Linked DNA regions of Homo sapiens: region 2 is linked to region 1. Evidence: chromatin loops called from intact Hi-C (ENCODE). Cell type or tissue: B cell. All regions are shown on one strand. Each heading gives the region's core, and the rest is flanking DNA. Links, peaks and the distances in the headings are about the cores only.

Region 1 (16,686 bases), core at 4,990-12,989:
TGAGTTTTTTTTTTTTTTTGAGACAAAAGTCTCGCTCTGTCCCCCACGCTGGAGTACAGTGGCACGATCTTAGCTCACTGCAACCTCCACCTCCCAGGTTCAGGCGATTCTCCTGCCTCTGCCTCCTGAGTAGCTGGGATTACAGGCATGTACCAGCACACCTGGCTAATTTTTGTATTTTTAGTAGAGACGGGGTTTCTGCCATGTTGGCCAGCCTGGTCTTGAACTCTTGGCCTCAAGTGATCTGTCCACCTCTGCTTCCCAAAGTGCTGGGTTTACAGGTATGAGCCACCACACCTGGCCTGTTTTTGTGTTTGTTTATTAATTCCTATTTTTCCCACCTGACAGTACGCTCCGTAGGGCATGTGTTTGTTTCGGTTCCCCAACGTATCCCTACTGCCCAGCAGAAGGCTTAGCTGTTAACAAGTGTTTATTGAATGAGTAAGTGAATGAGTACGTGAATAAATCTGCGCTTTAGAGGCACTTGCTCAGGCTTGTGGAATAATTCTACAGAGAGAAACAGGAATCAAAGGGAAACCTGAAGCTGGCTCAGAAGATGGATGGGCCAGCAAAGGCTTCAGCAAAACCACACAATGCTCATGAAAAATCACGCATTTCTCTGATTTGTGGTTATTGCTTCCCTGGATTTTTTTTTTTTCCAGTTGTTGTTGTTCATGGTGGTGGTGGACAATCTGACCATATACCAACCAAATTGACTGTTAAATTCAATCATCAGTGACCACTCCTGATAATCTGACCTCCTAAGTTAGAGCCCCTGGGAAGTTCAGCCGTGGTTCTGACCAGGCAGGATAACTATCTAAGTGTTCCCCTTTGGACCTAGACTGAGCCAAAGATTCTCCTTGGTCTATATAGGATAATAGATTTCTAAAACAAACCAATAGCTCAGGCACAATTATAGTGGGGGGTGGGGGGCATGTTTAACCTACTTTAGAGAACAAACTCTTTTTAAGGGCTTTGCACACTAATTGTATGCAAATGGATGCTGCTAATTGCAAACACAAAATTCAAACCTAGTCAAATTTGAAACCTGTTCATCAACAGTCCCTTTAGGACCTCTGCCCCACTCTATGTATGCAGTTTAAATTGCTGATTTATGGCTACATAATGTCTTCCTAACCCCCAGTTTACTGTTGGCTTCCTTCAGAGTCATTGCCCCAGGGGACTCATTGACGGCAGAGAGTGTGTCCCCTCCACTGTTGCCTCAATGCCCAGCTCAGCCCAGTGGGTACCGTACTTCAAAACCTCTTATTGAGGTCCACCTCTGTGCCAAGCATTTCGGTAGGCAGTGACAGAAGAGAGTGCATGCATGAATGGATAAACTCTTTCCTGGAATGCCTGCTCTCATCACCTGGTTTCAAAGTCGAGCCAGACGTTCTGTCTCAGCTCAGATTCTACCTACCCTGAGGTTCGCAGCTGGGCATGATCGAGCCACTCTCCACTCTCCTGTAGCATTTTTGGGCTTTGAGTTTATTTGACACTTTTCACTTGCTGCCTTATATTGCGTTTATTTTTATTAATTACTTCAGTAGTCATTTACAAAATGCTGCTGAATCCAAGTCCCTGTGCAAGATGCTGCAGGAGACAAAAAGATGAACAACACGTGGTCTTTGCTTTCATAGGTTATTTCTCCTCTTCCATAGCAACACATGTCAAGGCAAGGACCATATCTTATTCAGTTCCTAGTCATCTTTTCTTTCTTTTGCTTTTTCTTTTTTAAATTGTTAAGATCTGCCATAAAAATGTCTGTCAGAGTAGGCATGATTGCATATTCTTTAGATGGATGGGTGGATGGATGGATGGATGGTTGGATGGTTGGGTGGATGTATGGTTGGATGATTGGATGGATGATGGTTGAGTGAGTGGGTGGATGGATAGGTGGAAGGATGAATGGATGCATGGCTGAGTGGATAGAAGGTGGATGGATGGAGGGATGGATGGTTGGATGGTTGGATAATTGGATGGATGCATGGATGTTTGGGTGGATGAACAGATGAATGGATGCATGGATGAATGAGTAGTTGGATGGATGGATAAATGATGCATGGATAGATGAATGGTGAAACTTTTATATTTTACTAAAAATCTGCATTGATAGCCTAGTGGCTTGCTAAAAATAAGGGAGCTGCCCAAATGCCCCATTTCCTTTATATACTTGTGGAGCAGCAGCGAAGGCCAAGCCAGTGCCAGGGGCTGGAAACAGACACATAAATAAGAACAAATAAGATACAGACCTGACCTCAATGATTTTTTGATATAGAAGCATAGGCACATAAATAAATTCCTGTAATGGGAGTCTAGGGTGAGGGGTGGTGGGTGCCATAATAAAAATTATATAAAGTGCTATGGGGAAGCAAAGCTACATGACCAATTTGTTCTATTTATTTATTTGTTATTATTATGTTTTTTGAGACAGAGTCTCGTTCTGTCACTCAGGCTGGAGTGCGGTGGCATGATTGTAGCTCACTCCAGTCTTGAGCTCCTGGACTCAAGAGATCCTCCTGCCTCAGTTTCCTGAGTAGCTGAGACCACAGGCACGGGACACCATGCCAGTCTAATTTTTAAATTTTTTGTAGGGACAGGGCCTCACTGTGTTGCCCAGGCTTATCTCAAACTCCTGGCTTCAAGTGATCCTTCTGCATTGTCCCCCACAAAGTATTGGGAATGTATTCTTTCCTGATCAGGAAACTCCGCAGAGAGAAAGTGACAGTTGAAGACTATATTGAATTTTGGCCCACAGGAAAAGGAAACTTTGCTGTTAGGGTCACCTGGAGGAGAGACTGCAGGGGTCAGAGATCAGGGCCATATGCTAGAGCTGCAATGTGGGTGCTCAAATGATGTTCAGTGCATCTTCACAGATGGACCTCCACATGTCCCTCATGCCCTAAAATAGATATTCTCCACAGCTGCACATACAACAACGTCAGTGAAATCCGTTGAGAGGAGCATTGAGGAGATGAGTCAGGTGTGCCGCAGCACTCAGGTCAGACTTGAGGCAAGTGAGAGGTGTGAGTTATTCAGAGTCCCAGAGAGCTTGGGCCAAAAGAGATTCTATTTTTACTGGAGCATGTGAGGGTGGATCACAACTAGGATGGCGCGAAGTTCACCTCGTGTAAGCACACCAGGCTGCAGGGATAATAACTGCACTTTTTAAAACCAGCAAATCATTCATATTTACTTTATGAAACCTCTTTTAACTTTATTTTTTATATTTTTTTTATTTTCTTGTTTCTTTTTATTTTTAAAATTTATTTTTGTTTTTTTTGTTTTGAGACAGGGTCTTGCTCTATTGCCCAGGCTGGATGGAGTGCAGTGGCCCAATCATGGCAGCCTCAGCCTCCTAAACTCAAGCAGTTCTCCTGCCTCAGCCTCCCGAGTAGCTGGGACTACGGTTGTACATCACCACCTCTGGCTAATTTATTTTTTGTAAAGATGAGGTCTCACTATGTTTCCCAGGCTGGTCTCTAATTCCTGGCCTCAAGCGATCTCCCATCCCCCCTCAGCCTCCCAAAGTGCTGAGATTACATGCATGAGCCACCATGCCTGGCCTCTGGCCTTCTTTTCACTTTAGAAAAAAACAAAAAACAAAAAACAAAAAAAAACACAAAAAAAACTTTTTTTTTTAGAACTGTTTTAGTTGGGGAGCCAAAATTGAGCAGAAAGTACAGAGAGTTCCCGTATACCTCCGGCAGAGCCCTGGCTCACTATCTACATCCCCACTAGATCCATGTATTTGTTTAGGTTTTGGGGGTTTGTTGTTGTTTTGAGATGGAGTCTTGCTCTGTCACCCAGGCTGGAGTGCAGTGGCACCACCTCAGCTCACTGTAGCCTTGACCTCGAGGGCTCAAGCAATTCTGCTGCCTCAGCCTCCTGAGTAGCTGGGATTATAGGCACATGCCACCATACCCAGCTCATTTTTTTTTAATATATATTTTTAGTGAAGGCGGAGTTTCACCATGTTGGCCAGGCTGGTCTCTAACTCCTGACCTCAAGTGATCCGCCCATCTCGGCCTCCCCAAGTGCTGGGATTACAGGCATGAGCCACCACTCTAGGCCTGTATTTGTTTTAATTGATTAATCTACAATGACACATCATCATCACCTAAAGTCTATAGGTTCATTAGGTTCACAGTTGGTGATATATATTCTGTGGGTTTTCACAGACATGGAATGACATGTATCTATCATACATCATATATTGTATCATATCATATCATGTCATATCATATCATATCATACCGAATAATTTCATTGCCCTAAAATACCTCTGTTTTCACTTTTTAATCTCTTTGTGCACACATCAAAAATTCCTTTTGTGTTTTTGAGTTTCAAAAGTGTGCCACAAACAAGAAATTTGGGATCTGCTGAGCCCAGCCTCAGACCTGTAGGGGAAACAAAGAGGGCAACAGGAGGTCACGAAGGCATGCTGTGCCCACTTTTGGAAATTGTGAAGGAGAGTGTCTCAAACATGTAGGCTTGAGCCACTCAAAATTCTGGGAAATAGGATGTTTTGTAAAGAAAGTTTGCTACTGTCACTTCTGAGTAGTTGCAGTCCCTCCCAGTACGTGGGTATCTTCGGTGAGAACAAATTTCCTGGCAGCTTGAGGACTCCGTGTGTTATTCACATGCTTTATTTAATAGACTTGCCTCATGTGACTTTCTATATCATCCTTTGTGTCTAAGTGATTTGCACTGGGAAGATAGTAAACGCTCCCACTTTATATGCAGAAGGTTGAAAACACCATGAGTGTTGCAATCTGAGGTATCTGCCCTTAAAGAAGCAATATTTACTGAAATGCAGGGCACACGACTTTTCCAGCAAACCACACCGCCGTCCTTTTGTGTGACGAAATAATTATTTTGAGATACCGACATGCGTGACGACCAGATAATTATCTGAGAAAACTTAGCATCTAATGATGCTGTTTTGAGATCACAAGAAAGAATTATATTAGCTTGAGCTGAATTGTTCTTTTCCCCCTGTCTCTCTTTAGTTGTAAAAACACCCACAAATGTGAATGCTTCAGGCCTGAACTTGTCAACAGCCAGTGGCTCATTGTAGACATAGGGATGTCGCCTGTGTTTGGGGCTGAGACACCAGAACAGGTGTTCTGTGGGAACTGAGAATGTCTACTGCTGCACACCTTTAATCTCGGGTCTTCTTTCTGGTGAAATACCCGTGATTCATAACTCAGTCACGTTACTGAGGTATGTCTCTTCGGATAGATTCTATCTCTAAAAACTACAGATTCTATCTCTAAAAACTTAAGTCAAGGGATTTTCAAGCAGTTGTTTGATTTATGTATGTGAACCTCTCCGTTAGGAGAAGAACTTTTCTTTGGCAAACACCATAGGAACGGAGACCTTAACAAAAGAATTAGGACTCTCTTGTCCTGTTTTAATCTCAAAGCTGTCCCTGCGCTGGTGCGGCTGGCCCACTTGTGCCTTTGTGAATTTGCAGAGAAGAGGCTGGGCGTGGGGGGACACATGACTAATCCGCCCTTTCTTTTGTTTGTGCAACAACTCAATTCACTGTCACCACATCAGCACATTTGCTGCAAATCTCAGTGCCCTCTCACTTTCGTTTTATTTAATGCGTTTCTACATTTTCCCAAGGCCACATGAGCTGTTTTCTGGCGCGTGGTATGCCTGCCTCAAATAACTAACATTGCCTGGGTCTTGGAATCTGAGCCTTCATATTCTCCGATATATTATTTGGTCCTATTGTTCCTTAACTTGCTCATCATTCACACGGCGAAGGAAATTCCATTTGGTCCTTTTAAGACCGCCAGACTAGCTGACTTAAACACTCAGCTCCAGCTACTTCTGAATATTTCGGTTCTTTATTGAAATGGTCCTTTTAATGTCATCTTTAATTTAATCAAATAGTGTCATCAAAATAACATTTACTCTATTACTGAAAATTCACTGCATTATTAACTAGTGTAACTAGACAAAAAAGATGGTACAAACCCCCATGGAAATATATACTTACTGTAAAAATGGATAGAGTTCATGGATGTTCTATATTTAATTTGCACTTTCAAAGTACTCTCTATGGAGAGGTTTTATGGTTCTGAAATAATTTAAAAACACACTTTACTACAATCCATAGCAGGTAGTTTTGCCAATTTGGGAAGTTATGGTGCCTTGCAGTTTCCAAAGTAAGCTGAACAGTGTTTTTTAACAGTGCTGCCCCTCTCTCCCACTAGAAATGCGAGTCCATCCTTTTACCAAGTGTGGTACAACAAAGGTTTCTCTGGTTTTCTTTTGGTATTCTCAGACAACTGAAATATAAATTACATGGTATGTGCAGGTATCACCAGGATGCAATTAGTTTGATGAAATATACCAAGTCGTCAATGCCACTTTGGATAGTTTAATCTGAAAATAGGACATGGTTGGGGTAGTGGGCACAGGGGAAGGAAGGTTATGTAATTTTAAAATTCTTCCTTTGATTCAAAAGAAAAAAACATGTTTGTTGCATTCAACTCCATAGGGTGAGCATAGCTTAGTGGGGAGAGATTTGGACTAAAAAATAAGAGTTCTGGGTTCAAGATCTGAGGTAAATTATTTGCTAGGCCTTAGTTTCCCATCTGTGAAAAAAGGGAGTTCTATAACAGCAAGACATTTAATATTAAAATAATGTAATGTTTTTAAAAATGCTTGTCTACCCACTTTTTCTTGAGATTAGTAAGACCATCTTCCAATTAGAATGTTTATCCGAACTTACCGCTAGGTATTTCCTTGTAGAGTATGAAAGTAAAATATCAATGGGCCATCTCTACGTCAAGGTTCTCGTTCTTCTCATTACTGAGAAATTATGTTCCTGGAATAATATTGTACAGACTTAGAAATAAGGGCATTGAACTTAATTCATTTATTTTTCAAAAGGCATGTATTTTTTACCTGTTGCTATATCTGCTGCCAGCCAAGTGCTGTGCTTGGCCCTGAGAAAGCAAAGAGAGATAGAGATGTCCATGTTTTGGAACTTGACGTCCATTAGGGGACATAAACATTTGAAAAGATAACACTAACAAGCTAATTCAGGTATGATAATAAAAACCTTCACAGGGTTAGCCATCCATCTATCTGTCCATCCATCTATTCACTCATGCATTCATCCACCTGTTCATCCATTCATCTGTCCATTCATCCATCTATCCATCCATCTACTTCTAGGTTGTGAGAACCCGTAGTATTGACTCTCAGTGTGATAGGAAGGCCAGTGTCTTGGTGAAAGATCAAAGAGCTCATCAAAATTTGTCGGATAGACTGCAGGCTCAGACACTGATGAGACCCCCCTGCAACTACCACATCAAAAGGCCTAGGAGCCTTTCCATGACCAAATGCCCATATTGATGAATCCGAGACAAGTGAGGGAAAGATGTCCTCTGTCGGTGTTCTGAACCCTGTGGAAATCATACGGGGAACTATAAAAGATCCTGATGCCTGGTTTTCTTCTGGAGAGTCTGATTTAATTGGATAAGGATACAGCCTGGGCATCAAGAGTTTCTAGATGACCTAAGTAATTCTCATTTGCAACCAAGGTTGAGAATAAAGGGTGTGTATAAGGTGAGAGACTTCTGGTTAACTAAAGGAAATACCAATGACATTTGTGCTTTAGGTCTACCAGTTAGTGGGTATTGGTGCATGGTGGGACAGACTAAATGGCTACAGGTCAGGGTCATTGTCAAAGAGTGAGGGATAAGGGGTTGTGCTGTGGCTCAGAGGCAGAGTAGACTGAGGAAGAACAGCTAATTCCAGAAAGCCATGTTGTGGTGTAAAAGATAGTACCTGACTTGTAATGTCTGACACCAAAAATGACCTTAATTTGGGTCATAGGACAAAGACCTCCCCACCTCCAGCTATGAAAGACAGAAAATGATAGGACTAGGCTTCATATTTTCTAGCGTAACGTTTGGCTTGTGGTATATTCAAAACTAAGTCCGTGTTTGTTGCTGCTGAGTGACTGGGCTGATACTACCTGTCCTTCAGCCATCTAGACTTGCTCTCTACCATCCTCAATACTTCATATGAAAGGAGACTGTCACTTCATGAAAATCATTTATTTGCTTTAGCTTAAATCTACTGGAGATTACAACTGCCTCATTTTGTCACCTTCTTACCCCAGAAGGAAATATCTCCACAAGAGAGCAGGTATTTATTGAGTTATGACTGTCAGGCATGGAACAGATCCATTGGTCAGAAATAAGGAAATTGTCTCTACCTTCAAGGTTCTCACAGTCTGGAGGGAACAGAGAGCCATCAGGGACAATAGGTCCCTGTGCCATCAGCTACTGGGATGTATGACTTTCCAGTAGAGGTACACAGCACTTGTTCCAAAAGGAGCCTATGTAGCTTTGGGAGTTCTCTATTTAGTCACCTTATTTTTTTTGTCTTCTTGTTAAACTAGCATCCTGTTTTACTGAATCTCTGCCTCAGTTGCTTTATTTACTGTATACATACATAGCTCTTTTGAAGACTTGATGTCAAAAGTAAAGAAGTTCAGAACCTACGGGGCTTGCTTTGGGTCCCAAATTATCTTAGCTTTCTGGAAAGAGAAGAATCTATAATGTATTCTCCATGGAGTATCTTTACTCACTTGTGATGAGATGTCTGTAAAAGTAATCAGCTCCATACATCTGGGCATGATGACCCTCAGGCCCTTGAGACTCAGGTGTTCTCAGCTCATGGTGCAAGTTCCCCTGAAAGAAAGACTCAAGCCAAGCATTCAATGGTTATGTTCCAGATCATAGTCTCCTAAAAGCCAGGGGTCCTTTATGCAGGGATGGTGACATCAGAAGTTAAAAGGTCTATGCAGATTAACGAGGAAAAATGAGGGAAATTACTGTAAGGTTTTTAAAACATGATAGTTATATATGAACTGATGATTATATAATTGAACATGCCTAAATTGATGTAGTTCTCTGTAAAACTAGTTGGTGTAAGGAAACTTGGTCTTTGACCATCAAGGAGGTTGCAGTTTGTGGCATGGCACAAAGATAACACTCAGCAGATATATAGCTATGGGATACATGGATGGATGGATGGATGGGTGGATGGATGGATGGATGGATGGATAGGTAGATGGATGGATGCGTGGGTGTGTGGAATGGTGGGTGGTAGGTGGGTACATAGATGGATGTATGGATGGGTGGGTTGGTGGGTGCATGGATGGGTGAGTAAGGGGGGATAAATGAAAGGCTTGTTCTTCTGAAGGGACTCTTTACAAAGAGTCTTTGATCTTCCAGCTTCACGTGCAAGAGAATCCCCAAGGTGAGCTTGTTAAAATAAGCATATTCTGGGTATCACTTCCTGATTTTCTGGTTCAGTAAGTCTGAGGAGGAACTTGGGGAACTTTATCTTTTAAACAAGTACCTCAGGTTATCATAGTAGTCTTGCTGTCCTGAATCTTAATGCATCTCTATTTCTGCTACATCTTCCATGAAGTTGATTTTGCAGAAATCATTCTGTGGTTCCACATTGACTGCATCCAAGACCTATTGCCTTCAGATTTACATCAAGCACAATTTGGCAGGTATTAGGGATGGACCCAGCAGCCAAGTCTTTGTTGCCTTAAACAGATCCCTTGTCTCTTGTCAGGACCTCCTTCCAGGCTGCTCCTGAGCAAGTCTGGATGTGACTTCTACCTATGATCCAGTGGGTTGGGCCATAAAGGAGCTTTGGAAAGGGACAGTCTTAGGGTGAAAAAGAGGGAGAGGCTTGCCATCTGAACAGGAATCTCTCCCAGAGGAGAGAAGAGAAGCCTAGGCTTTAATGAGGACAGCCACCCTGTGGATGACTTTCTGTGTGATGTTATGTGGAGGTGGCTTCTTTTTTCTCTATCCCATTAGCTGAATTCTGTGCCAGAAGGAAGAGATTTGGAGTCAGCAAGGCATCCTTTTTTTTTTTTTTTTTTTTTTTTAAAAAAAAAAAAAAAGAAGGAATGTGATTGTGAAGGAAGCAAGAAAAGGCCCAAAGGCTCTGGACAAGGGCTAGGAGGCTGAGGAGTTTTACACATTCATAATTTCCTTGTAGGCCAAGCTTACTCTCAGGGATGACAGTCATTTTCTAAGAAAGTGAGATTGCTTCACATTGCATTTAAAGGCTTAAATAATGTATTCTGTCAGACAATTCTCTGAAATGGTTTTCCAAGTGAATGCATCAGAAAGTGCCCAGAAAGAATGCCTGGCACAGGAAGAGGAGGGCATTCAGAAAATGTGAGCTGCTTGCATCAGAATCTAACTTGAGATGTATCATTCCTACGGTAAGGTGCACACACATTAAATGTACAGTTCAATGAACTCATACTTATTTATACAACTGTGTAAACACCACTCAGATCAAGACAGAGAACATTTCTAACACCTCAGAAGGCTCATCTGTTCCCCTTTCTAAGCAAGAAGTACCATCAGCATTAAGAGGTAACCACTATTCTGATTTCTATCAGCATAGTTTTCTGTTCCTGAATTCATATAAATAGTCACCCAGTACGCATTCTTTGCTGTCTTGCTTCTTTTACTCCTCATTAGGTTGTGGGATTTGCCCACGATATTTCATTCTTTATTGTCATTCTTCTTTCTCTGCCACTGCCATCCTACCAACAGTTTGTATTATGAAAAATTGCAGACGTACACAAAAGTTGAAAGAATTGTACTGTAAGTACTCTGATATGCACCACCTAGATTCTACAATTAACATTTCCCTCTATTTGCATCTCTATCCATTTACCATTCCTCTTGTCTATCCATCAGTCTATCTTGATTCATTTCAAAATAAGTTGTAGGTCAGGTGCAGTGGCTCACACCTGTAATACCAGCATTTTGAGAGGCAGAGGTGAGAGGATTCCTTGAGTCCGGGAGTTGAAGACCAGTCTGGGCAACATAGTGAGGCCTTATCTCTTCAAAAATAAAAAAAATTAGCTGCCCATGGTGGTGTATGCCTGTGGTCCCAGCTACTTGGGCAGCTGAGGCAGGAGAATTGCTGGAGTACAGGAGATTGAAGCTGCAGTGAACTGTGACTACACTGCTGCACTCAACTTGGGCGACAGAGTAATACCCCGTCTCAGAAACAAAAACAAATAAACAAACAAAAAGCTAAATAAGTTGCAGACAGCAGTCGCTTCACTCCTAAACACTTAAGCAGGTGTGTCATCCTTGAATTACTGAATTAGAGTTCAGTATTTGCTTATGCTAGTTATGTTAGTGGTATGCTTTTTAAAAATAATTAAGGTGATGTCATGATAAGGCTATTAAGAGCCAACATGCATTGAGTATGGACTTTCTGCCAGACATTGCACTATGCACTTAACACACAGACACATATTGTTTTTTCCATTTTAAGATACAGAAAGTGGGCCTTAAAGGTGCTACTGACTTGCTGATATGCTTTGGCTGTGTCCCCACCCAAATCTTAACTTGAATCGTATCTCCCAGAATTCCCACGTGTTGTGGGAGGGACCCAGGGAGAGGTAATTGAATCATGGGGGCTGGTGTTTCCCATGTTATTCTTATGAAAGTGAATAAGTTTCATAAGATCCAATGAATTTATCAGGGGTTTCTGCAGTTTTTCTCTTGCCACCACCATGTAAGAAGTGCCTTTCACCTCCACCATGATTCTGAGACCTCCCCAGCCATGTAGAACTGTAAGCCTGATTAAACCTCTTTTTCTTCCCGGTCTCAGGTTATGTCTTTATCAGCAGTGTGAAAATGGACTAATACAGTGAATTGGTACCAGTAGAGTGGGGCATTGCTGAAAAGATATCTGAAAATGTGGAAGTGACTTTGGAACTGGGTAACAGGAAGAAGTTAGAACCGTTGGGAGGTCTCAGAAGAAGACAGGAAAATGTGGGAAAGTTTGGAGCTTCCTAGAGACTTGTTGAATGGCTTTGCCCAAAATGCTGATAGCAATATGGACAATAATGTCCAGGCTGAGGTGGTCTCAGATGGAGATGAGGAGCTCGTTGGGAATTGGAGCACAGGTGACTCTTGTTATGTTTTAACAAAGAGACTGGCAGCATTTTGCCCCTGCGCTAGAGATTTGTGGAACTTTGAACTTGAGAAAGATGATTTAGGGTATCTGGCCGAAGAAATTTCTCATCAGCAAAACATTCAAGAGGTGACTTGGGTGCTGTTAAAGGCATTCAGTTTTATAAAAGAAGCAGAGCATCAAGGTTTGGAAAATTTGCAGTCTGATTGTGCGATAGAAAAGAAAAACCCATTTTCTGGGGAGAAATTCAAGCTGGCTGCAGAAATTTGTGTAAGTGGCAAGGAACCTAATGTTAATCTCGAAGACCATGAGGAAAATGTCTCCAGGCCATGTCAGAGACTTTCACAGCAGCCCCTCCTATCAGAGGCCTGAAGTCCCAGGAGGAAAAAATGATTTCATGGGCCCAGCCCTGGGTCCCTGTGCTGTGTGTAGCCTAGGGACTTGGTGCCCTGTGTCCCAGCCACTCCAGTCATGGCTGAAAGGGGCCAAGGTATAGCTCAGGCTGTGGCTTCAGAGGGTGGAAGCCCCAAGCCTTGGCAGCCTCCATGTGGTGTTGAGTGTGTGGGGGCACAGAAGTCAAGAATTGGGGTTTGGGAACCTCTGCCTAGTTTTCAGAAAATATATGGAAACACCTGGATGCCCCAGCAAAAGTTTGCTGCATGGGTGGAGCCCTCATGGAGAACCTCTGCTAGGGCAGTGCTGAAGGGAAATGTAGGGCTGGAGCCTCCAGGCAGAGTCCATACTGGGGCACTGCCCAGTGGATCTGTGAGAAGAGGGAAAGTGAACTAAGCTCTTTAAACCTCATATGTTTCCATCAGTAACATGGGAACAATAGTAACAATTCCACAGAGATAGTATTGATGGTTGAACAAGATGTTTAAATCACTAGTAAAATTTGGCCAGACACGGTGGCTCATGCCTATAATCCTAGCACGTTGGGAGGCTGAGGTGGGTGGAGCACCTGAGGTTAGGAGTTCGAGACTAGCCTGGTCAACATGGTGAAACCCCATCTGTACTGTAAATACAAAAAATTAGCTGGGCATGGTGGCAGGCACTTGTAATCCCAGCTACTTGGGAGGCTGAGGCAGGAGAATCACTTGAACCCGGAAAGTAGCGGTTGCAGTGAGCCGAGATGGCACCATTGCACTCCAGCCTGGGTAACGAGCAAAACTCCATCTTAAAAAAAAAAAAAAATGCCCGCCTTATTCAGATACACAGTCTAATGCTTTCCACTAGAAGATTCTGGCACTGTTAGCATCTCTGGCATAAACTATGTTACTCAACCCAGTTCTGTCGTCGTCATTTTTTTGTGTTGGCTTTGCCCTTCCCGCATTGTGACTTGATCCCATTTAAGCAGCAACCTCTGCACACACAATCTTTTCTCTGTCCTTCACTCAGTGATGTTATAATATCTAGAGGCTTATTGATTATTTGTTTGATTCTATTGTGGGCACAGGAGCAGTTCTTAGATTAACACTATTAGATTTTCCCAAGCAGTATTGCCGTGGTTTATACAATTGGACGAAATGGGTGATCTAATTTGGACTCAATTTGCTCCAAAGTAGAGTTGGAGGAAGGAGATGCTGTGATTTGGTTCTGCACCTGAGAACAAGAATGGAAAAAGTTATCTCCAGGTGCTATCTGTGTGCCTCATCAATTTTGGATACACTGTGTGACCAGCTCTGAGGATTCCAAGCTTTTTTGCGTGGCTTCTTACCTATCAGCTAAAGAACCTAGCTTTACTTATCCAACTTAGATATTAAATCCCATGATATAATTTATTTTTCCGTGTGAAATATCTCAGGAACAAAAAAGTCAGGTTGAGTTTTCTAAAGGCACTGGTTTAAGAGGCTATAGGTTAAGAGGAGATAACAGACATGCTCAGAAACAAATCATTTCCTGATAGCTGTTTCAGATGGAACCAAATGGAAAACAGTGCTTCTTTCCGTTTACTGTACACCCCCTATCCTGGCATCTAAACATATTTGTAATCATACTGTCTATAGAAGTTTTGGTTCTGCTTTTGACCTTAACACTAAAATACCCTTCCACAATATTATAGGCTTTTCATGTACATCGTTTTTAAGATGGCTATAAATTCCACTTAGTGGCTATGACTGTAGTTTTTTTTTTAACTCTTCCCCTAATAGTGAAAATTTAGATTGTTTCTAAATTTTCCTTACTATAAGTAAGGCTAAAAAGTAACATGTGAATGTTTTGAATCAATAAATATAGTATGTATTAATAATATTGAGCTATTTCTTAAGATTACATTTTCAGAAGTAAGATCACTGAGTCAAAGGGTGCACACTGTTTAAAGGAGCTTAAATATATTGCAAAACTCTTTTCATGGTCTGCTGATATCACTGAAAATGGAGGTCTGGATTCAAATCACATGTGCCAACTGTTCTACTTTGGCAGAATTACCTACTGCTTTGGGCCTCGGGTACTAAATTTGTGAAATGGGAAAAATAATAGTTCCCACCTCATAGAGTTGCAGTGGAGATTGAATGAGTTTGTAGATAAAAAGCGTCTGCGTTGTGTCTGGTACATGGTAAGGGGTTCGTAAATACTGAGTTATTTCTTATTAACATTTATTATTGTCTCCACTGGAAGAAGAGCCTGTAGAATATGCAGACTATTCAAATGCTTCCTTTGGTCCATTGTTGTCCTTTCTTTTCTCTTCTAGAACTTTCCCCATAGTCATGCATCTGTCCCTGGGTTATCTGATATGTGTTTCAGCCTGTTTTCCCAAGTTTACCTGCCTCTCTGAGAAGCCCATCAGCCCTGAGAGATACCTGGAAGGAAAGAGGAAAATGCGTGATTCAAATCATGTTGCAAGTGGATGAATCTAGCCCCAAACAACTGGGAGGCAACTACTCCTGCCTGCCGAGGCCTTTTTTTTTTTTTTTTTTTTTTTTTTTGAGACTCACTCTGTCACCCAGGCTGGAGTGCAGTGGCATGATCATGGCTCACTGCAGCCTCCCGGGCTCAAGCTTTCCACCCACCTCAGCCTCCTGAGTTGCTGGGACCACAAGTATGCACCAACATGCCTGGTTAATTTTTGTGGTTTTTTTTTTTTTTTTTTTTTTCCTGCTGAGATGGGGATTTCACCATGTTCTCCAGGCTGGTTTCAAACTCCTGAGTCCAGGTGATCCACCCATCTTGGCCTCCCAGAGTGCTGGGATTACAGGTGTGAGCCACTATGCCCAATACCCCCTATGTAGACTTTTAAAGAAATACAGGAAACAGCCAAGACTGGTGTCATTCAGATTTAGCTTGGGAGAGTCTAGTGGGTGTTAGGTTCCCACAGGATGAAGGATCACCATGAACGGTCAGGACCTGACTTAGGAGGACTCAGAAGCTGGAGACTGCAGAGGATGGCACAGAGTTCCAAATCTTTGGGGTGTGTAAGAGTAGGAGAGGCAGGATGGGAGAGGATGGGAGTGATGCCACATAAATCAACTCTGTTGCAGCCTCCGGGGCCACATCAGTAGCTGCAGGAGGAGGAGGGAACAGGGAGACAGGGAGCCTTTCTTCCTTTCCTCACCCCCAGTTCTGTGTTTATACTTCTCATTTAGCCCATACCCCACTATATTAAAAGAAGATGTATAAGTGTATGTGTTTAATCTACCATTCCTTGTGGCACAGTGCATGGTCTGCATGGCACAGTGTGTGGTCTGTATGGCACAGTGCATGGTCCGCATGGCACAGCGCGTGGTCCGCGTGGCACAGCGCGTGGTCCGTGTGGCACAGCGCGTGGTCCGCGTGGCACAGCGCGTGGTCTGCGTGGCACAGTGCGTGGTCTGCATGGCACAGCACATGGACATGATTCATACATGCAAGTGAATGAGTGAATGGGCGATTTCCAGACTATCCAGAAACTGTGCCCCATAGTCCTACCCGTAGGAATCCAACAGGGAACTGTCACCACCGACCCGAGGCAGGAACCATGTGCTCTGAGCCCTGGCCATTTTGTGTAGATGGAGATAAATTGTCATTGCTAATTGCCAGAGACCAGGTCCTGGTGGTAGCCAAACTGTTCCCTAGGGAGTTCTCACCAACCTTGCAAAATGAGATGGCAGTCTTCATCGTGGATGCAATTATGTTTCATTGTTAACCATCACAAGCAACGGGACATTATGATGACTGTTATAAGTTGGTTTCACATGTAAACTTTGACCTCAGAGCAATGGGGCAGGCTTTTCCCAAGGACCCTGTTGAGAGGTTCATGATGGTGACAAAAAGCACAAGCCCCAGCTGCCAAGGAGGCTGATATCGGGAGAGGCAGAATGTGTCTTTTCTTTCTTCTTCCTCTTCTTCTTCTTCTTTTTGAAACCATGCTCATTGGTTTTAGGAATCATTAGCATGGTGAAGATTAAAGCTATTGGAGATAGCACAGATTGTTTCATTTTATTATGTTCAATTGGATTGGATCCGAGCCATTTGCAAAGTGCAGTATTACCATAAGAAGGGACTTGGAATGTTTGTCACATAATACTTCTTCATGGAGAAGGCAGTTTCTTAAAGAAAAAAAAAAAAGACAACTTGAAATAGCACAGCTTTTTTCCACTTTCAAATGTATAACAAAATAGAACTTTATATTTCCAGATGGACTGCCTGGAACCCGGGGAGTGGCTCAGCTACCAGGCTCCAGTGGCCCTTGTCTTGTTATTT
Region 2 (16,686 bases), core at 5,033-13,032, 52 kb after region 1:
GTACCCGTGAATGCTACTTCCTCCAAAGAGAATTCCTGGGATAACAGAGAATCCATTCATGGCTGCCAGGAGGACTTGGATATTTCTCATTTTCCATTGGCCCTGGAGTGGAGGAACAGAGCCGAAAAGTACGTGGGGGGCAGGCAAAGCTGCGGTCAGAGGCAGACCCTGTTGGTGTTGGCCGTGTCAACCAGCTTTGCTGGTTTCTATTATAGCCCTGGTGTGGCAAAGGACACTGTGTGACTGTGAGCTCAGGTCAGCATTGCGATCCCTTCAGGCCTCTGGCTTGCAGGTTCCTGTTCAACCCTCTTAAATATGCTTTTGAAGCCCGTACGTTCGGTCCACGCCAACTCCTGTTTATACTGGTGCGAAGTGATGCCTGCTCAGATTCTGGGCGTTTCACGGGAAGGTATTAAATGTGTTTTGAAAATACTTGAAAGTCCAGCTGTGTATGCTTTATTTTATATTTAGCCTTAAATTAGAGACTCCATATACCTCAAGTAATAAAAAGGCACAGCAGGCACTTGGGTTTTCCCTCAGCTTGCTGGGGCCGTGCACCTATGTGAGATTTTATTATTTGTAATTTTGGGGGGGTTAATTTCACAGCTTAATTCTGGCCTTTATGCATTTAGAGCTCCCCTCTTGTGTTTCAGAAAGGAGGAGTTGTTGTTTTCTTTTCACTTGAGTTTAATAAATGAAAAAGGGGAAGGGAGAGGGAAGGAAGAGGAAAAAGCACAAATGTGCTTGTTTTTGGATCAGCCCCTGTACTGGGCACATGGATGCAGTCAGTCCTCAGTGTACCCCAGGAAAGAGGAAACTGAGTCTCCATGTGGCTTTCTGTCTGGCCTTTCTCTTTTGCTTGCCTTGTGCTTTGAATGCAGGCCTGATGTTTGCCTGTGGACCTCAGGATTTGTAAGGCCATCTCCACCCACCTACAGCTAAGTTTCCCAAGAGCCGATCTCCAGCCAAAGTCCAAGGTTCCTTGATGACCCCTGGGAGGAGATGCAACACACAGTTTCCTAGAATCATTTACTCCCCAGGCTAAGCACAGTCACAGAAATGAGGTAGCTGTAGCCAAGGATGATGGCATAGCACATTCGTTTCTTAGGCGTGCCACGTACTAGGTGGCTTCAGTCAGCAGAACTGTATTTTCCCACAGTTTTGGAGGCTCAAATTTGCAAGTCGAGGTTTCGGCAAGGCCATCCTCTCTCTGAAAACTCTATGGGGGCGTCCTCTTTGCCTCTTCCCGGCCTGTAGGTATTTCCTGGCAACCTTTGGTGTTTGGGGCATGTTGTCACCTCATTGCCATCTCTGCCTCTGTCTTCTCACCACCATCTTCCTTGTCCATGTCTCTCTATGTCTTCAATGTTCTTCTTATAAGGACACCAGTCCTTGGATTTAGAGCCCACCCTAATTCACTGTAATCACATCTTACCTAAGTCCATCTGCAAAGACCCTATTTCCAAATAAGGTCACATTCTGAGGCCCTGGGTGGACATGCATTTTAGGGACCCTTTCAGGCCACCATATATGGATTCCAGAGTGACCAGTAGAACATAGCTCAGGCCAAGAGAGAAACTCAACCTTGGTGAAGTTGCATGAGAACAGAAGGCAGCCCTGGTCCCTGGGAGAAACCCATCCATACTCTGGTTACCCACTGGCCATTCCTGGGGACAGGCGGCAGGTGTTTAGTCCCCTCTCTGCAACCATTTGCGGTCACCTCTTATGTGCTAGGCCTGGTGCTCAGCGCTGAGTGAACCCATATCAACAAGGCATGGTCACTGCGCTAGGGAAGTCCCTGGTCCAGTGGGGTGAGGGTGGCAGTGGCTGGCAACAAAGACAATGAGCGCTGAGATTGAACTACAGAAAGCAGAAGATGGGGTGACAAGTTTGGCCTGCGGCAGGAAAGACTTCCCAGTCTTTAAGGATAAGTGGCATTTGATGAGTTGCACAAAGAGGAGACCTGTCCTGGGAATGGAGGAGAAGATGTGAAGCGCGGGAAGTCCAGGGACACACAGCCGTGCAGAGACCCGGGGGCCTCAGCAGGTTAGAGTGTCTGCATGGCACCGGCAGAGGATGAAGACAGGGCTGGGGAGGGGCATGGGGTTAGCCTAACAAGGGCATCAGGTGCCAGGTTAGAGTTTCGGTTTCTAAGCTGTAGATAACAAAAATTTCTTGAATGCTTTTAGCCCCTGATCTGAGTTACGCTTTTTTTTTTTCCTTCCATTTTCCATCCAACAGACATTTGTGAGGCACTGTATTTGTTTTCAATTGCTGCTGTAACCAATGATTACAAATGTACCGTCTTAAAAACCTAAATGTATTATCTGACAGTCCCATAAGGCAGGAGTCCAACACAGGTCTCACTCGGCTAAGATCCAGGTGTAGGTGGGGCTGGGCTTTTTCTGGAGGCCCTAGAGGGCAGCTTGTACCCTTGCGTCTTCCGTTTCTTAGAGGTTGCCCATCTTCATGGACTCAGGGTCCCTTTCCTCCATCTTCAAAGCCAACAGCACCTGGCTGAGTCTTTCTCATGCTGGCATCCTTCTGGCTCTCTCTTCAGATTCCCTCTTCCGCTTTAAGGACCTTTGTGATAGTTTTGCACCCACTGGATGACCCAGAATCATCTTCCTCTTTTAAGATCAGCTGATTAGCAACGTCAGTTCCACCCACAATCTTCATTTCCCTTTGTCGCGTAACCTAACATATTCACAGGTTCTGGTGAGTGGGATGGGGGTATCTCTAGGGGACCATTATCCAGCCTTCCACAGGCACTTTGTCACAGGCCAGGCGCTATGCCAAGCAGAGAGGTCACAATAGCAAATGACACAGACAAGATCCTTGCACTTCCAAAACTTATGTTCCAGTGAGGGTGAAGGGCGTTGAAGAAGTCAACGAGAAAGTCAAGTTTTTACAGTAAGTGTAAGTTGTGTGGGTGAAATAAAAAAGGTTCTTTGCTGGAGAATAACAAAGGGAGGGACTTACATAAATAGAGTAATCAGGGGAGGGCCCCTGAGAAACTCTAAAACATGAGGAAAGGGCTCATGATGTGAAGAACTGGAAAGGTGTTCCAGGCAAAAGGAATGGCAAACACAGTGGCCCTGAGACACTCAGAGAAATCACTCAGGCTGCCTTCGAAAGGATGTATTGGAGAAGATGAGGCCAGGGGATTGTTAGTAACTGTTGCAAGGATCCGGGAGAAAGATGATGAAGGCCTTGTAGGGCAAGCTGGATAAGAGCACCCAAAATATCCATAACCGAATCCCCACTACATAGGCATGCTACTTTATATGGCAAAAGGGAATTTGCAGAAGCTAAGCACTTTAAAATTATTATCTCCTTAAACCTCACTGCAGAGTTATAAGGAAAGCACTGTTATCAGATGAAGAAGTAGATTTCATCAAGTGACTCACCCGGTATCATATAGCTGCTTAGCGGCAAAACCAGGATGTGAATGGAGAGCTCTTTCTCGGATACCAAAGCTATTTAATATTTATCATTGACTAATAATGGTAGAGAAAGTAATCATCATAACCTCTGCCCTTTATTAGTCACTCATGGTGTCACAAGCCCTTTACAAAGCACTGTGCATGCAAATGATTCCTCATAACAACCTTGGGAGGTAGTTACTTTCATTGTGTTAGCTATCTCTTGCTGTGTAAGAAATTACCACAAATTTAGTATATTTGTTATCTCATAGCTCCATAGGTTAAAAGTCCTGGTTCAGGCTGGGACTTCTGCTCAGGGTCTCATGAGGCTGAAATCAAAGCGTCAGCCAGGGATGGGGTCTTATCAGAGGCCCTTGGTTATTAACAGAATTCATTTTCTTGTAACTGTAGGACTGAGGTGCTTGTTTTCTTGCTGGCTGTTGACTGAGGGCCCCTTGCAGCCCCTAGAGGCTATTCTCAGGCTCTCAGGCCCTATCCACAGATGACCTCACAACATGACTGTTGGCTTCTTCAAGACTGAAGGAGGCTCCCCCATGCTCTGAGTCACTCTCTTCAGTGAGGGCCCAGCCCCTTTTAAGGGCCTAGCGATTAGATCAGTCCCACTTAGGATTGAATCCCTTTTGATTAATGCAAAACCAACTGCGTTCAGGCCTCCATGACATCTGCGAAATTCCTCCCCCTTTGCTTGGTAGCCTAACTCACTCAGGGGGGCAAATTATCCCATCATATTCACAGTTGCCGCCCACACTCAAGAGAGGGGATTCTATAGGAAATGGAAGTCTTGGGGGCCATCTTGAATCCTGACTACCATAGTCTGTGAAATCCCCATTTCACAGATGTTGAAACTGAGACTTAGAAGCATTATGCACCATGCCAAAGGCCATGGAAGGACAGAGCTTGGGCATGCTCCCGACACCAGGTCATACTGATGTCACTCTCCCTACTCCCTTCACTCCCTCCAGCACCTGGCCTTCACCTGAAGGTGCTGACCTTGCTGTTTGTTGGTTTCAGCAAACAAAGGGAGATCACAGCACCTGTCCCAGGCCTTGTCTTCCAGCCCCACAAACGTGCACCTGCAGCCGGAGACCAGGGGGCCCCGATCAGGTGGCAGGGCCTTTAATTGGAGCCACGTGTGTATAATGAGCAGCGCACACACACAAAGGCGAGCTAAAAATGTCTCCACCCTTCTAAATATGGGATGCCTTGGCCAGGTATTGAGTCAGCTCTGTGACGCCAGTGCAATTATCCCGATTCAGCATCAGATTTATTCACCATTAAACATGTTCTAACTTGATTGCAAACAAGCCTTGTATTATTTAGAGGGATCCACGGAGCTGGCAGAGGGGGCAGAGGTGTCCGCAGGCCTCCTGCCCTTCCAGGCTTAATGGATGATCATCTTCCCTGCTAAAAAGGCCCATTCACTAGGTGAGTGATGTGGAACTGTTTAATGAAAGCAGGAAGATGATGTGAATGCCAGTTCACTTGAGTGTTACAAACGGTTTGGGCACTATAGCCTTAAAGTTTCTCCTGCTCTTTGCAGATGAATGAAGGGGCGCTTTCTGGAATCTTTGTGGCTGGGGCTGCTGCTCTGCACTGCTGTGGCTCTTTTTCACAAATGCTTATGGAGCTCTAACTGGGGGCAAGGAACTGTGCTACGGTTGGGAAGAGAGGAGTGGGCAAAAGGAGACACTGGGGCTTCTGTGACTTTAGAGGCCCATCATCAAATTTTCTTTTTTTTTTTTAGATGGACTTTCGCTGTGTCACCTAGGCTGGAGTGTAGTGGTGCGATCTCGGCTCACAGTAACCTCTGCCTCCTGGGTTCAAGCGATTCTCCTGCCTCAGCCCATAGGCACATGCCACCACACCTGACTAATGTTTGTATTTTTGGTAAAGACAAGGTTTCCCCATGTTGGCCAGCCTTGTCTTGAACTCCTGACCTCAGGTGATCCACCCACCTCAGCTTCCCAAAGTGCTGGGATTACAGGTGTGAGCCACCGCTCCTGGCACCCATCAAATTTTCAAAGGAAGAAATGGAATGGTGCAACCATGGTACATGGGAAGGAGGAGGGGGACACACAAGACTGTACCTATCATGGGGGCTTCGACCTCATCTGGGAAGGTGGTTGGAGAGAGTGAGTCCTGACCTGAGCTTTGGAACTTATCAAGTTGAGAGAGAAATTTGATAATTTGTCTATTAACGTGTGACCTTGGGCAAGTCATTGACCTTCTCTGAACCTCAGTATCCTAGGACTTCAGAAGCGAAAGGAAGAATAATGGGTCTTGAGTATGCCTAGAATTGAGCAAGCTGCTATGCTTGCAAAGGCCTTGGCCAGCTGCTCACCCACCATGTCCCTCTGTTCCCACTCCACCTTACTCATGCCTAGACTTCTTGCTTTTTAAAAATAATCCACCCATGAAACAAGTGTTTATTTACAAGGCTGGCTTCCCCAGGAGGCTTTCACAAATGCTTACCGAGCATCTGCTGTGTGCCAGACAAGAGTGAGGAGCTGGGGACTCAGAGAGGAGCAGACGAGGGAGACACTCACATTAGAGAGTGGCGTGTGCTGAGGGAAGGTGCCTCAGGCGACAGATGGGACCAGGGCCTTTAACTCAGTGGCAGCTTCAGAGACAGATCTGGAACCCCAGGACTCAAAGGACCTATGTTTGCTAATCAAGTGAACACGGAGGACCTGCCACTGGGCAGGGCATCCCTGACCAATCCACAGGTGATGGCGGGACAGCTCCAGGCCCTGGGGATCCCCCAGGGAATAAGCCAGATTAAAGCCCCTGCCCTGTGAGGTGTGGCAAAGAAACAGACAATTCATGAAATAAATATATGATAAATAACATATGAGAAGGCAGGGAGTGGTATGAAACAAATCAGGGAAGGAGGAGACGGAGAAGTTGGAGAAGACAGTGGATTGTTTCTCTGGGTGGTCAAGGAAGGCTTCCAGGCAGAGGAGGTTTGGCCATGGGTACCAAGGGGTAGAGATGGGAACCTTCCAGGGACATGGACCCGATGCTGCCAGCAGAGGGGAAACCATGGCCCTAAGGGCAGAGCACACTGGGGCGGGGGTGGGGGTTCAGTGACAGTCTGGTGGCCTGTGTGGTGAGGAGTGCGGGAGATGGGAACAGAGAGCGAGAGGGCAGACGGGGTCATGTTGTGTGGGACCTCGGAGGTCCTGCCATGGCTTTGGTTTCTACTTGGAGAGAAATAGGGAGGTTTGGGCAGGCTCTGAGTAGAGGAGTAGCACGATCTGGCTTACGATGATTTCTAACATCTCACCATCTTTACTTCTGTATATAAATATATGATAAGTATACCTTTATATATGTGACATGTATCTTTACATATGATATGTATGGTTACATATCTACTCACTCACACATCCACACACACACACACACACACACACACACACACACACACTTTTTTGGAACCATTGAAAAGTTGCAGACATCATCACGGCTCACCCTGAAATTCCTTAGCAGGCATCTTCTGAGAATAAGGACATTCTTCTATGCAACCATTTCACATCCACACTAAGAAAATTAACACTATTACGTAGTATTATCTAATATGCCCTCTACATTCAAATTTTCATGTCTCCAATCCTGCCCCCTTTGGAACTTCTGTTGGTGTTCGATCTGGAATCTGAGAATTCCCTTGCATTTGGTTTTCATCCCCCATAGTCTTCCTTTTTTTATTTTTTATTTTATTTATTTATTTATTTATTTATTTATTTATTTATTTATTTATTTTTTGAGACAGGGTCTTAATCTGTCCCCCAGGCTGGAGTGCAGTGACATGGTGATGGCTCACCACAGCCTCAGCCTCCCTGGGCTCAGTCGATCCTCCCACTTCAGCCTCCCAAGTAACTGGGACTACTGTGATGTGCCACCATAGCCAGCTATTTTTTTTGCATTTTTTAGAGATGAGTTTTTGCCGTGTTGCCGAGGCTGGTCTCAAACTCCTGGGCTCAAGCTATTCACCTGCTTTGGCCTCCCAAAGTGCTGGGATTACAGGCATGAGCCACCATGCCCGGCCCCCTTTTTTAAAAAACAAAAAAACAAAAAACTCTTTTGTGTTTTAGAAATGGGGTCTCACTATGTTCTTCAGGCTAGTCTTGAACTCATGGCCTCCAGTGATCCTCCCGCCTCAGCCTCCTGAGTCACTGGAATTTCAGGCATGAGCCACTGTGCCTGGCCTCTGTCAACTTCCTTATCTAGAACTATCTTTTTCCTCTATTGTTTTGTCCCTCACTTCTGAATAGTTCAGGGATCCCTCTGGCTACTGTGTTGAGAATAAAGTGTCAAAGCCAACAGTGGAAGCGTGGACACTGGGTAGGAGGCTTTTGCAGTGCTCTCGGCCCGCGCTGTCCAATAGAACTTTCTGCAGTGATGGATGTCTTCTATCTCTGCCCTGTCCAGTATAAAAGCCACAAGCCACATCTGGCTGTGTGGCACTTGGCATGCAACTAGTATGACATCTTAATTTTTCTTTTTGAGATGGAGCCTCGCTCTGTCACCTAGGCTAGAGTGCAGTGGTGCAATCTCGACTCACTGCAACCTACACTTCCTGGATTCAAGTAATTCTCCTACCTCAGCCTCCCGAGTAGCTGAGATTACAGGTGTCTGCCACCACGCCCAGCTAATTTTTGCATTTTTAGTAGAGATGGGGTTTCACCACATTGGCCAGGCTGGTCTCGAACTCCTGACCTCAAAAGTGATTTGCCCACCTTAGCCTCCTAAAGTACTGGGATTACAGACAAGAGCCACTGCGCAGACGGACATATGAATTTTTAATTTGATATCATTGTGATCAATTTGAAGATCCACATATGGCTGAGGGCTACTCTAATGAGTGGTGCAGCTCCAAGGCAGAGAGATGGCTGTGATTAACCAATGAATGAGGGAACAAATATCCAGGCAGAATGAATAGTCTATGGAAAGGGCTGGAAGTTCCACAAAGCAGGACGTATACGTGCCCTTTTTTCCTCCCCTGGTGGCCAGCCAGCCCCTGAAACACAGCAGGTATTCGGTGCAGCCTTCTGTTTTCTTCCAGATCCTTTGACTCCTGCCCCACCAACATGGCCCGTGGCAGACTGGGCTGCTGTTTGTAAGCCTGGCTGAAGAAAGGCATCACAAAGAAAATGCCACCAGCAGGCTGGGTGTGGTGGCTCATGCCTGTATTCCCAGCCCTTTGGGAGGCCGAGGCGGGTGGATCGCCTGAGGTCAGGAAGAACCTGGGAGATTGGAGGTTGCAGTGAGCTGAGATCGTGCCACTGCATGTCAGCCTGAGCAACAGAGCAAGACTCCGTTTCACAAAAAAAGGAAATGCTACCAGTGAGCAGGAAGTTGGTGGTCCTCCAGAATTGCCCTGTTGAGGGTATCTCCCTGCCCTGGTCTGAAAGCTGCCACTTGCCGCCCACCGCACAGCCCCAGGGCTTTAGCTCACTGTGCAGGAAGAGGCCTTCCTCTGTGCATCCTCCCACAGGGTCGAGAGTGAATGCCTTGCCTTTAAAAATAAAATGCATACGCCTGTCCTCATGCGCTCTGATCTGCCAGCAGGCTGTGCTGGGGAGTGGTGAGTAGTACAGGGATGTGTCTGACCCCAGGAGAACTGCCCCGATCCCTATCTTGTCTCTGCTCAGTTCTGGTAACTCTTTTATCTTCCCTGGAGTTATTTTTTTCCCTTCTTTGTTTCTCTTTTTCTGTGTGCTCTTCTAAGAGTAAAACGCATGTCCCCCCATGAAGTCACTCAAAGCTCAGGCGTGTGCAACAGGGACAGCAAAAGCACACACAATGATGGCCAGAGACACTGCTCAGTGTACTGTCTTCCACCGGGACAGCCCACTCACCAAGGGTTAGGTCCTGTGCTGCCTGGGTCCCGGGTCTCCTCGGAGGTCGGTTTGCATCACGTGGATACACTAATCTACCCAAGTTGACTTGGAGAACCAATCTGAAATCAGATGGGAGCTCCCGGAAGCAAAGCAATTGCAGGTTCATTTGTTACTTTTATTGTCTCATTTCTTCTTATTTTTTTAGCCCAATTGCCTCCTACATGGGGAAGGTTGGGGTCCTCTTTATTCTACTTTTCATTCTCGCTCTGCCGCCCTCCCAGGTGTTTGTAATCACATATTTTTCATTTGGTTTCCGGGTCCAGCGACAAGAACACCAGAAACACCTCCTCCCCAGAGAGGAAGAGAGGATGCTCCGCCGCCTGTAAGGATTTTTTGCTCTCCTCCTTTTGTCAGTTGGCATGCGATATGCTTCTCAGGCAGTAATTTAGAGACTGTCAATTCCTGAGAGCCGCTGGGGAACTGAGCAATCGTCTGCATTTCGTCGCTTTAGCCCGAGCTGGGTCTTTGAGCTGGCAGAGACCAAGATCTTTTTCTGGGAAGGGATGGTCCTATTTAAGGAAGGCCCTGGATTTTGTCAAGTTTGAAAGGTTTTCAACATCTTCCCGAGATGGTGGTCATGGGAGTAGTGGTTAGGGTGGTTATGACGCATGGGACGGGAGAATACCATGCCCACCCGGTGATTTATACCAAAAGATGCTTTCCTGGGGTGGTTCTGCTGGCAGTCGGGCAGTGACATGTTATTAATGTTTTCCTGTTTTCTATTGTCCCCGAATGGAAAAACACTGTGGAACCTTTAAATTTTCTCAAGCTGTCTATGTTTTCCTGGATCGTCCCTCAATTTTCCGTGGTATGAAAAATGTAAATGTTGCTACATTCAGTTCAGGGAAATCCAGCCGTTGCTCCAGATCCTTCTAAGATTTTTCAATTCCAGAGATGTTTTCACCTGGAAGATTCCCCAGATTTGGCAAAAACAACCCAACTCCTAGCCACTGCTTTTTGAGCAGCTACTCAGTGCCTAAGACTTTGAATAGTTTATTAATCATGTGTCACTGCAGCAAAGGGGACATTTCGGCCCTGATTTCAGAGATGAAAGAACCAAGGCATAGAAATTGAGTCACTTTCTGGAGTGTACACAACTAGTAAGTGGATTCGAGTTAGTTTTGCTCTATTCCAAGGCTACTTACTATGCTATTTTTGGTTTCCTACTTTTGTTCAACTTATATTTATCTGATTATCTGATTCTCTTTTACAAGCACTTAGTGAGCATCAGCTGTTTCAATGAGCATTTATTTACTGATACCTGTGGTGGCACCCAGGAAGGACTAGGAATGCTCTGTGATATGTAGGAGAAGGATGTATCCACTGGGCAAAGGTACCTGCGAGGGATCAAAGATGGAAAGGCAGAAATCCAAGGACTACGTGTGACATGAAAGGGGCCTTTCTCCTGCTGTCATCCTGAACCTCTGTCTTTCAAATTTGGATGTGTCGGGGGCCACAGGACACTACTGTGCATTTGCCTGTGATTTGCCATTGGGTTGGAGTACTTCTCCTGAGTTTCTGCAGTGTTCTAGGTATGGTCTTAGGCCCTGGAATAAGACAGTGTAGGAAACACAGAAGGTGCCTGATTTCCTGGGCCTAGCTAAGGGGAAAAAGCGAGACAATGGGGTCAGAGGAAGCTCAGCTGAACAGATGAAGTTGAGATGAACAGAATTCCAGTGCCACCATGATTTCCAGCCGTGTGACCTTCCACATGCTTTTTGATTTTTCTTGAACTCACTTTTCCTTTGTTTGCAAAATAGTAACAATATTTTCCTTCCAAGTGATGGTGAGGATTTAAGAGTTAACCTGAGTGTCTGCTGCATAGTAGGTGCTCAATAAACTATAACGTCTTTATTTCTTTTCCTTCCAATGAGAAGTCACTTCCTGGAGGGAAGCCACCTCCAGGAACAGTCCTGGTTCAACTCATGAGGAGGGTCACTGGTTGGGTTCCATATTCATATCTGCAACCAGAGTTGGAAGCACACCACTGTGGGATTAGTCATGTCCCTAGTCCCTGTCTCCGTATATTTTCTCCTTCTCTTATTAGTTTATCTTTTCCAAAATGGGCTGTTTCGTCTCTGATCCTGATTTATTTTTATTTTAATTAAATAATTTATTTTTCTGAGACAGACTGTCGCTCTGTCGCCAAGGTGGAGTGCAGCGGTGTGATCTTGGCTCACTGCAACCCCCGCCTCCCGGGTTCATGTGATTGTCCTGCCTCAGACTCCCGAGTAGCTGGTACTAAGGCATGTGCCACCACTCACAGCTAATTTTAGTATTTTTAGTAGAGACAGGATTTCGCCATGTTGGCCAGGATGATCTTGATTTCTTGACCTCGTGATCTGCCCGCCTCAGCCTCCCAGAGCGCTGGGATTACAGACGTAAGTCACCACGCCTGGCCTGATCCTGACTTAGTTACGGTTACCTCTCTTTGTATCTCTATATGTTCTCAAATTCCAACCTGTCTTTGTAATCCTCTATTTAAGCTATCGATTACCTCCAAAAGGCCCTGAATGTTTCAGAAAGAAAGGATCTACTGGCAGCTTCTGAAGGCTTCTGTAATACCTTGTACCCCAATGAGTACAATGAAATCATTAGGGGTTCTTTCCTCTCCTTTGGAATGAAACTGCTGCTTAACTTTTCTCCCACTGATGAGATGCGGTGATGCTGTCACAGTTGGGTGGTTGCTCCTCCTGCAGTCTTCTTCCCATTGCATGTTCACTCTCTTCCCCACTTGCCCACGAGCAGCAACTCCTGTTTCTTGTTTTTTTCCTTTTCTTTTTCTTTTCTTTTGAGACAGAGTCTCGCTCCGTCGCCTGGGCTAGAGTGCAGTGGTGCAATCTCAGCTCACTGCAACCTCTGCCTCCTGGGTTCAAGCGATTCTCATGCCTCAGACTCCTGAGTAGCTGGTATTATAGGCGCACGCCACCATGCCCACCTAATTTTTGTGTTTTTAGTAGAGATGGGGTTTTGCCATGTTGCTCAGGCTGGTCTCAAACTCCTGACATCAGGTGATCCACCTGCATCGGCTTCCCAAAGTGCTGGGATTACATGCATGAGCCATCGCGCCTGGCTAGGAACTCCTGTTTCTGTTTTTATCCTCTTCCCAAGTCTGCAGGCCCCGCCTGGCCCACCCAGTCCTTCTTAGAAGATGATGACCTCAACTACTGCTTTTTAAAGAAGACTGACGTCGTGTTAACTGAGTTTCGATAACGCCCCTCTGTGTATTTTCTCATCGTCTTATTATGTTTTCCAAAATAGGACCTGGGGTCGAACTCCTGACCTCAGGTGATCCGACCACCTCGACCTCGAGAAGTGCTGGCATTATGGATGTGAGCCACTGCCCCTGCCCTAGATGGTATCACCTTCAAAGCTTAATTAGGAAGAATAATATGAGCACTGAGTGTAACTCCAGGTCGGGTATATTATGTCCCTCTGTGTTCTCTAGCTAGTTATCTATCCATCCATCTCTTGCCTTGTCCACAGAAGTTACAGGTAGGCTGCCGGGCGCAGTGGCTCACGCCTGTAATCACAGCACTTTGGGAGGCCAAGGCGGGCGGATCACGAGGTCAGAAGTTGGAGACCATCCTGGCTAACACAGTGAAACCCCATATCTCCTAAAAATACAAAAAATTAGCCAGGCATGGTGGTGGGCACCTGTAGTCCCAGCTACTCGGGAGGCTGAAGCAGGAGAATAGCGTGAACCCGGGAGGCGGAGCTTGCAGTGAACCGTGATCGCTTCACTGCACTCCAGCCTGGGCAACAGAGCGAGAATCCATCTCAAAAAAAAAAAAAAAAAAAAAAAAAAAAAAAAAGAAAGAAAGAAATTACAGGTAGGCTAGAGCACGGATGAGCAAACTGTTTTTATAAAGGACCAGAGAGTATATATTTCAGGCTTTGCAGGCCCTATGACGTCTGTCACAATTCACTTCTGCCTTTCTACTGCAAAAACAGCCATGGACAATTCATAAATTAATGTGCATGGCCGTGTTCTGATAAAAGTTTATTTATAGACACTGAAATTTGAATTCCATATGTCATGAAATTATATTTTTTTGATTTTTTTTTTCATAAAACCAGTCTAAAAAAGCCATGGGTTATTTTGTCATGGCACGTTTTGATATGAATATTTCCACCCCCATTATTTGCATAACAAATTACAGATTATCCAGAACAGGTGGGCTGTACATAAACAGGCTGGTGGGCTGGATTTGTCCTGTGGACTGTAGTTTGCTGACATCCAGGCTAGATCCTTAATATACAATGAAGTAGTAAAACACATGTAAAAGTAAAAAGCAGGCGAAATAGAATAAAATACACATTTGCACACCACAGTATCCAAAAAGGTTATGTACTGGGGCTAAAGATTTGGCTTGGAGTTTCCTGGTAGTCAAGGCAAAAAAGGGAAACAAAACTAGTTACAGAGTTTCTCGGACCTATGAGCAAAAGGATTTCCATTTCTAATCGGAGGCAGAGGTATCATGGCCTTCAAGAATCTTCCGGTTAAACACGGTACTGAAATTTGATTTTATTGTCTATCGTTGAGTCCCTAGTTATTTTGCCTTTACCAAGGCTAGTTGCAGAGTATTTGTTCTAGTATGTAAAATCAGCAATCAGCCATTTTCTGGTCATTGTAATGGTGTAAATTATATCTGACAGTTGTTAATTAAATACCTACTCATGCTTTGGAGCCAAAGCCAAATAGTGCTCTGTAAACATTATGATTTGTCAGTAATCAATGTGATTTGTATAATTTGTGAGCAATCAGATACTTTATCCAAAAGCGGATTATTGACCTCTGTGCCCATCTTGGGAGAAATTGCCACTTGGTCTGTGTCTACACAGACCCAAGAGGAGAAGGGATTTGACAATGGTCTGATTAATTGAATCAGTGGTTTGGGGGAGTGGGCTGTCTGTATTGATCCAATTAAATAGATAATTGTCAGAATCGAGGTCATGTCTATAAGACACCACCATTTCAAAGCCAAAGAGATTGTTTCAAACATATCATGCTCACCCCAATCAATGTGGGCCGCCTCCTCCACATGAAATCAACCAGAAAGTGATTGATTCTGCAGAGCCATAAACCAGGGTCTTTCCTATTTTCGGCAAGTGGTTCTGTGCTAAATACAGTGCTTTGAAATTTTTGTTCCCCATAGACCCAAGGATGATGATTCATTATGCAAATAATGGGGATAGAAATATACAAATTGAATGTTAGGGCTGGGCGTGGTGGCTCACCCATGTAATCCCAACACTTTGGGAGGATAAGGTGGGCGGATCGCTTGAGCTCAGGAGTTGGAGACAAGCCTGGGCAACATGGCAAAACCCCATCTCTACAAAAAATTTTAAAAATTTAGCCGGGCAGGCATGGTGGCTCATGCCTGTAGTTTCAGCTATTCCGGAAGCTGAGGTAAGGAGGATCGCTTGAACCTAGGAGGCAGAGGTTGCTGTGAGGCAAGATCACACCACTGCCTTCTAGCCTGGGCAGCAGAGTGCGACCTTGTCTCAAAAAAAAAAAAAAAAAAAAAAAAAAAAGAAAAAAAAAAGTTGGAATGACATCAGACTCAAAATGTGTCACTTAGCAGTGGGGATGCAATTCTGAGAAATGCATGGTTAGGTGGTTTCATCATTGTGGAACATCATGGAGTGCACGTACACAAACCTAGATGGTGCCGTCTACTACACACACACTTAGGCTGTATGGTCTAGCCTCTTGGTCTTAGCCTACAAAGCTATGCAACGTGTGATTGGGCTGCGTACTGTAGGCAGTTGTAACAGTGGTATGTGTATATCTCAACATATCTAAACATAGAAATAGTACAGTAAAAATATGATATTATAATCTTTGGGACAGCCATCATATATGCAGTCTGTCATTGACTGAAAGTTGTCATGTAGCCCATGACTATCGTCTCTTTTAGGGGAAAAAACAAAAGCAGAAAGCAAGCAAGCTGGTATCCTGCGTATCTGTGAGCTCAGGAAGCAGCTGCATGTGCATACTGGATAAGCAAGGGAGACTCCAACCCCGGGCTCTCTAAGGGTGTAATTGTTGCAGGCACACTGAGGGGCAGACCTCTGGGTCTTGGTTAGTGGTCCAGAGAGGGAAGAGAGCAAAGGTAGAAGGCTTGAGTTTAATTTCTGCATCAGACTCAAAACCCAGCTAATCTTTTCTAGCTGGTCATTTCAACCTAGCTGGTGATTTCAGGCTAGTTAAGCAACCCCTCGGATCCTCAATGTTCTTTTCCCTCTAATGGGGGTAAATATACTTAATTCACTGGGTGACTGCATCCATACCAAGCACACAGCCGTGATCAGTTAGCCTCTCACTTCTCTACTAATCCCCACTGTGGGGAAGAGCTCATCATTAACATGCCTTATCTGACATGTGGCAATAACTTCTGCCTTTCTTATGTCATCTGCATGGTTGCAGTGGATAGTCACTGGACAATTGATGAACAACTACTACATGCTAGATCTCTCCCTGGGGAGAGTGCTTGTCTTTGAAACAGTCAAAGGAGGAAGGAAGAAAAGAGAGGCAGAACAATTATAATAAAGCAACTTAACCCATTGAGAGACATAAGGATGCTGCAAGGCGCAGTGCTGGATGGAGAGGACAGTGCCTGGGGCAGTCATGGAAGACTTCTTAGGGAGGTGACTTTTTAAGGGGTTTTGTGATCAAAACTATGGAGTCTTAAGTCCAACCAGTGGTTATGAATTCCGGCTCTGCCACTTGCTATAATAGCTGTATCACCATGAGCGATAACTTAACCTCTTTGTGGCTCAGTTTCTTCATATATAAAATGGGGATCATGATAGTCTCTGTCCCAGGGGAGTTAGGAGGATTAAATGCAACAGTAATCCAACCACAGTATGAAAAGACAGGCTAGCACATACAACACAATCTATAAATGTTTGCTATTATTGTCATCCTTTTTATTAGTATATCATGGTACAAGTTTGCTGGGTAGAAAGATGGCGATGGGGAAGGGGACATTTCAGGCCAATGTGATAATAAAATCAACAGACAAAAGAAGGGAGAGTGTGGTGAGTAGGATAAAGCTCTGTACAGATGCAAGGGGAAGGGTGTTGATGTCAACACGCATGCAGCTTCCCACACGTCGTGTGGATTCTTTTCTGTGCTCTCCATTACGGAATCTCCCTGAAAATAAGTGGTCACTTTGAGGTTTGATGGTTTAATTCTACCACAAAAGTATAAAAAGCAGGCAGCCTGCTGTTTATAGATTTTTTTTTAAGTGAGGGAGTATGTTAATGAGCTTAGATTGTCAGGGAGCTAAGGGGATTCTTGACATCAAATTGTGGGTAGCTAAATAGGT

Evidence for each region. Hi-C counts contacts between places; a loop is a spot of excess contacts. Peaks named below come from ENCODE experiments on the same cell type or tissue, not always from the same donor. Only the 100,000 strongest peaks of a DNase experiment are listed, where the experiment ranks them.
Region 2: it touches region 1 in a loop (2.0-fold over the local background); 2 of 110 quality-filtered maps call a loop at or near these places.

Annotation. Positions count from the first base shown.
Region 1 is chr16:78,952,381-78,969,066 of GRCh38, forward strand. The region is part of intron 8 of WWOX (WW domain containing oxidoreductase); the gene reads left to right. Among named protein-coding and RNA genes, the nearest start is that of WWOX-AS2, 460 kb to the left of the region's middle. RefSeq lists enhancers at 15,191-15,691, 15,692-16,192. In B cell, for the core only: no CTCF peak of the experiment used is centred there; DNase peaks (open chromatin) are centred at 9,341 and 10,411; H3K4me3 peaks cover 594 bases; H3K27me3 peaks cover 1,288 bases.
Region 2 is chr16:79,004,299-79,020,984 of GRCh38, forward strand. All of the region lies in intron 8 of WWOX (WW domain containing oxidoreductase), which reads left to right. Among named protein-coding and RNA genes, the nearest start is that of WWOX-AS2, 510 kb to the left of the region's middle. In B cell, for the core only: no CTCF peak of the experiment used is centred there; a DNase peak (open chromatin) is centred at 8,853; H3K4me3 peaks cover 405 bases.